Linked DNA regions of Homo sapiens: region 1 is linked to region 2. Evidence: read pairs that join two places in POLR2A ChIA-PET (ENCODE). Cell type or tissue: PC-9. All regions are shown on one strand. Each heading gives the region's core, and the rest is flanking DNA. Links, peaks and the distances in the headings are about the cores only. Region 1 overlaps USP8 (ubiquitin specific peptidase 8). Region 2 overlaps USP50 (ubiquitin specific peptidase 50).

Region 1 (2,914 bases), core at 287-2,786, 84 kb after region 2:
TGGGAGAAGCCAGGAGTGGTGGCTCACTCCTATAATCCCAACACTTTGGGAGGCCAAGGTGGGTAGATCGCTTGAGGTCAGGAGTTCAAGAACAGCCTGGCCAATATGGTGAAACCCCATCTCTACTAAAAATACGAAAATTAGCTGGGCATGGTGGTGGGTGCCTGTAATCCCAGCTACTCAAAAGGCTGAAGCCTAGGAGAATTAGTTGAACCCGGGAAGCAGAGGTTGCAGCGAGCTGAAATCGCACCACTGCACTCCAGCCTGAGCGACAGAGTAAAACTCTGTCTCAAAAAAAAAAAAAAAAAAAAAAAGAAGAGCCAGGTGTGGTGGCTCATGCCTGTAATCCCAGCACTTTGGAAGGCTGAGGCAGGCAGATCACTGGAGGTCAGGAGTTCGAGACCAGCCTGGCCAACATGGTGAAACCCCATCTCTACTAAAAATACAAAAATTAGCCGGGTGTGGTGGCGGGCGCCTGTAATCCCAGCTACTTGGGAAGCTGAGGCAGGAGAATCGCTTGAACCTGGGAGGCAGAGGTTGCAGTGAGCCGAGATCACGCCATTGCATTCCAGCCTGGGCGACAAGAATGAGACTCTGTCTCAAAAAAAAAAAAAAAAAAGGGGGGGGGTGGGGGAACTGGGGGAGAAAAAGAAGGAGAAAGCAAAGGAAAAAGAATGAGACCTCAGAAACAGATAAAAGGCTTGGTACCAAACAAAGTAGTATACTAAATCTTTTAATGTAAATTACATGATTAGAAAGAAGAAACTTAAAAATTGTCTATTTCAAGACTATAATTTGGGAAACAAGAAAACTGAGTCCCAGAGTGGTTAAAAAAGTTTTGACATAGGACCAGAATGCAGATATAATAAATCACAGCTCAGCTCAAATGATTTTTCTATTGCTCTAATTAAGTTTATAATGTCTGCTAAAAAACGAATTAATGCAGAGAAAATATTGCCATAGAAATTCACAGAAAAATCTGAAGTCAACTGAGGCTAGAATATTTAATTCAAATTCTTTTCTTTTTTTTTGAGACAAGAGTGTTGCTCTGTTGCCCAGGCTGGAGTGGAGTGGTACGATCTCAGCTCACTGCAGCCTCTGCCTCCTGGGTTCAAGCAATTCTCCTACTTTAGCCTCTCGAGTAGCTGGGACTACAGGCATGCACCACCACATCCAGCTAACTTTTGTATTTTTAGTAGAGTCGGGGTTTCGCTATGTTGGCCGGGCTGGTTTTGAGCTCCTGGCCTCAAGTGATCTGCCCGCCTCGGCCTCCCAAAGTGCTGGGATTACAGGCGTGAGCCACCGTGCCCAGCCTTAAATAAATTTCTAATTAAAACATTAAATTTCATCCTTGTTGCCTAAAAGAACTTTATAGTGGTATCTCAACTCTTTTTAAGCAAATCATCTAACAAGCAGAAACAGTCTTTTAACTCACACATTAAATTTGAAATACCTTTTGGGTTTTGTCTTTGGAATCCAAAACATTCTCCAAAGAGCCTTTAGCCAATGTGCCACCATCCTCTCTTCCTGTTTCCTGCCTTTTTTGTTGTAGCCGCTGTGCTTCCTCCTGCCTGTCTTTTTCCTCAAGTTTTTTCCGGACTTCAGCTTCTTCATATCTAGTTGAAAAAATAAGTCAAGATTGTCTTTTATTGGCGTTAATCGTGGAAATTAAAGGAGTTTCAGTTCTGTAAAATTAGTATCCTGCCTTGAGGTATTTCATGGCTATATGCTTTCTCCCTCCACCACAATTCACACATCTGCCACCTGAGGCCATCTGTAGATTTACTTCAAATTGCCCAGAACTATTAAAAAGAAACTGTATGTTCTCAAGTTGAAATTATTTAGTGCTTTTTGCTCTTTCTCTCCTACTAATTTCAACCTTTTATATTGATTCAAATCTGCTGCAATTTGCTTTTCAAAGGAAAAATCCTAATTTTTTCTGCAAAAGAAACAGCCCAAATATCACACTTATGTTGATAATTTAGAATAAAAATGTGAAAACAAACATTCAAAAAGCTGTGGAAAGTCTTACCAAGGTCCCAAGTTACATTTTTTTAAAGGATGACTTCACTGAAATTTCCAACTTGTTGGCAGTTAAACAGCTATCTGAACTACAGTTAGCAGATATCTGAGGAATTTAGAACTATTCCCTACTAAATTATAGGTGGCTGGGTGCGGTGGCTCACATCTGTAATCCAGGACTTTGGGAGGCCAAGGCAGGCGGATCATGTGAGGTCAGGAGTTCGAGACCAGCCTGACCAACATGGTGAAATCCCATCTCTACTAAATATACAAAATTAGCTGGGCGTGGTGGTGCATGTCTGTAATCCCAGCTACTTGGGAAGCTGAGGCAGGAGAATCACTTGAACTGGGAAGGCGGAGGATGCAGTGAGCCGAGATCACGTGACTGCACTCCAGCCTAGGTAACAGAGTGAGACTCCATCTCTAAATAAATAAATAAATGAACGAATGGCAATGTTTGCTATTATTGCCAGGACAGACTGTACGTTATCATAGACCTGCAATCTTGTTTGCCCTAATTATCAATGCTTGGCAATGTCTGTGAGCTTCAAATTTAAAGACAGAGAGAGAGAAGATAAAACAGATGTAAAGGAAAAAAATAAATAATTGACTAGGGTCAATAATTAGTAAAAGACGAATCAATAGTTTCCATTTTATTATTCTCTTTATTGTATCTTTACATTTTATATGCTCTTTTTTTCTTTTTTTTTTCTTTTCTTTTCTTTTTTTTTTTGAGACAGAGTCTTGCTCTGTCACCCAGGCTGGAGTGCACTGGCATGATCTCGGTTCACTGCAACCTCCATCTCCCAGGTTCAAGTAATTCTCCTGACTCAGCCTCCTGAGTAGCTGGGACTAGAGGCACACACCACCATGCCTGGCTAATTTGTGTATT
Region 2 (2,914 bases), core at 138-2,637:
TCTCACAGTGTCTCTGCAGCATCTTGCCGCTGGTGGAATACTTTCTCACCGGGAAGTATATCACCGCTCTGCAAAAGTAAGACCATTTGCATTCCCTGCAGCCCAGCCCCCACCCCCACTTCCCCACAGATGAGGTTAGAGAAGGAACTCTGGAATCCCTATTAAGAGATAAACAAACAAGTCAGTAGAGGTTGTAGCTTCCCAGATAACACGCTAGAGTAAGTAAAAGTGGGAAGGGCAACCAAGAAATGAATGCAGCTCCTTTTTTTTTTATTTTTTATTTTTTTTTATTGTTGTTGTTGAGCCAGGGTCTCGTTCTGTTGCCCAGGCTGGAGTGCAGTGGTGCGATCTTGGCTCCCTGCAACCTCTGTTCCTCGGGTTCAAGTGACCCTCCTGCCTCAGCCTCCTGAGTAGCTGGGATTACAGGCACGCGCCACCATGCCTGGCTAATTTTTTTTGTATTTTTGTAATTTTTTGTATTTTTAGTAGAGACGGGGTTTCACCATGTTGGCCAGGCTGGTCTTGAGCTCCTGGCCTCAAGTGATCCACCCCTCCCAACCTACCACCTCGGCCCCCCAAAGTGCTGGCATTACAGGTGTGAGCCACTGAGCCTGGCATCCTTTTTTTTCTTTTAGACAGTCTTGTTCTGTCACCCAAGCTGGGGTGAAGTAGTGGTATGATCACAGCTCACTGCAGCCTCGACCTTCTGGGGGCTCAAGCTATCCTCCTGCATTGGCCTCCCAAAGTGCTGGGGTTACAGGCATGAGACACCACGTTCTTCCATTTTGAGACTAATTTCCTAGGCTTGGGTGATTAGGTGCCTTCTTTTCATTAAATCAGCCAGAAACATATCCCTTTCTTCTTCCAAGCGATTGCAGTGAAGTTGCCACTGCTTTTGCCTATCTGATGACAGACATGTGGCTGGGAGACTCAGACTGTGTCTCACCAGAAATATTCTGGTCAGCTCTTGGCAACCTCTACCCAGCATTTACGAAAAAGATGCAACAAGATGCTCAGGAATTCTTGATTTGTGTCCTAAATGAACTTCATGAAGCTCTAAAAAAGGTAAGTAGAGTTAATGACCTTGAAATAGGATAGTCCTGAACCTTTATCAGCAGCTTCCATTTTTCATTCTTTTACTTGTTCAATTAATATTGTCTACTTTGTGCCAAGCACTGTGCTAGGTGTCCCATGGAGAACATCCAAGTTAGTATTTGAATGTGTAGCTGTATTTACCAAACTTACTTGTCATCAGAATCATCTGGGAAGATTTTACAACACAGATTTTAAGGCAAATACTCCAAGGGTAATTAATTAGAATGTCTTTTGGGAAAGCTTACTTGGCATTTCCAGTGGTCAGCTAGGCTTTGGAAACACTAATCTACTTTTCTTTGTAAATAGAGGCTGAATGGACTAGTTTTTAAAAGTGCAAAATATATTCCTCATGAGAAATAACATATAGAACTTTATAGCTTAAATTTTCTTGGGACCTACAAATCCATGAAAATATTAAGCTTGATATTAGATTAAGCAACAGATCTACGCACTACAAAGTTTCATCCTCATACCAAACATACCTAACCTGAGTTCATCACCGAATTAGGACATACATTTCATTAAACATGAAATCATCAGTTACTCTAGAGGTTTTGCCTTTATTTACAAAACTCACTGCCCTTAGCCTTGGTCTGAGACCCACATTCTCTGAAAATGTGTCCTTGACTTTATGCAACATCCTTCTGCTAACATTACCTCACTGCACCTCTAATACCCAGGGAATGGTTAGCATAAAGGTTGCAAACTATAGCTATTAATTGTTCTCATTGGCAGATCTCAGTTCCATTTTTCATTTAGAGTAATAAAAAAGTACTCATGGCCAGGCGCTGTGGTTCGCGTCTGTAATCCTAGCACTTTAGGAGGCTGAGGTGGGTGGATCACTTGAGGTCAGGAGTTCAAGACCATCCTGGCTAACACGGTGAAACCCCGTCTCTACTAAAAATACAAAAATCAGCCAGGCGTGGTGGCAGGAGCCTGCAGTCCCAGCTACTCGGGTGGCTGAGGCACAAGAATCGCTTAAACTCAGGAGGCGGAGGTTGCAGTGAGCCGAGATCATGCCACTGCACTCCAGCCTGGACGACAGAGCAAGACTCCGTCTCCAAGAAAAAAAAAAAAAAAAAAAAATGAAAAGGAAAAAAAAAAACAAAAACATATTCATGGCAGCACTTTTTTAAGAAAAGAGGTGAGTGGGCAGTAAAAATCACTTATGTCCTCTTCTACAGCCAATCTGAAACAAACAGCATTCTGTTTCCCAAGATCAAAGTAGGAATTAGGGGAATTAAGTTACTGTCAGGGTGGAAGACTTTGGCAGCAGAGTGTGATGAAAGGAGCAAGCAAAAATGGAATGCTGAGCACAGCCCCAAATTAGAGCCAGCTGTGGAGCTAACACATCTTCAAAATGTATATTCCACTGAGGCTCTTAAATCACTGAAAATTCAGGGTGTGCCCCAGAAATGCTGTTGCTGAGTATGAGCTGGATCCAAACCAGGCCACAAGGCTAGTTCCACCAGGCTGCCTTAGAAATTTAAGATTTGCTCTCTTATCTTTTTTTTTTTTTTTTAATTAACCTTGTAGAGACAGGATTTTGTTATGTTTCCCAATCTGATCTCAAACTCCTCCCGCCTCAGCCTCCCAAAGCACGACGATTACAGATGTTAGCCACCATGCCTGGCCAAGATTTGCTCTTTTAAAAAAGTGTTTTCTAGAAGTTAAAGGAGTAAAGGCTGCAGAATGTAACCTGAAGGGACTGGAGACAGGAAAGATTGGATTTCTTAATATTTTACCTTTAGATCTGCTTGAGTGAACTAATGCTAATTTAGCTTACTTACCCCCTTCCAGAAAAAACTAGCTCCCAAGG

Evidence for each region. ChIA-PET counts read pairs that join two places held together with the same protein. Peaks named below come from ENCODE experiments on the same cell type or tissue, not always from the same donor. Only the 100,000 strongest peaks of a DNase experiment are listed, where the experiment ranks them.
Region 1: POLR2A ChIA-PET joins it to region 2 with 7 read pairs; 4 of 35 experiments call an interaction of 5 or more read pairs at or near these places.

The regions. Positions count from the first base shown.
Region 1 is chr15:50,457,702-50,460,615 of GRCh38, reverse strand. USP8 (ubiquitin specific peptidase 8) reads right to left here. Exons shown (of 20, transcript NM_005154.5): 5 at 1,454-1,616. Among named protein-coding and RNA genes, the nearest start is that of USP8, 35 kb to the right of the region's middle. In PC-9, for the core only: no CTCF peak of the experiment used is centred there; no DNase peak of the experiment used is centred there.
Region 2 is chr15:50,541,749-50,544,662 of GRCh38, reverse strand. It overlaps USP50 (ubiquitin specific peptidase 50), which reads left to right. Exons shown (of 7, transcript NM_203494.5): 2 at 1-76; 3 at 870-1,065. Among named protein-coding and RNA genes, the nearest start is that of USP50, 3.5 kb to the left of the region's middle. In PC-9, for the core only: no CTCF peak of the experiment used is centred there; a DNase peak (open chromatin) is centred at 1,592.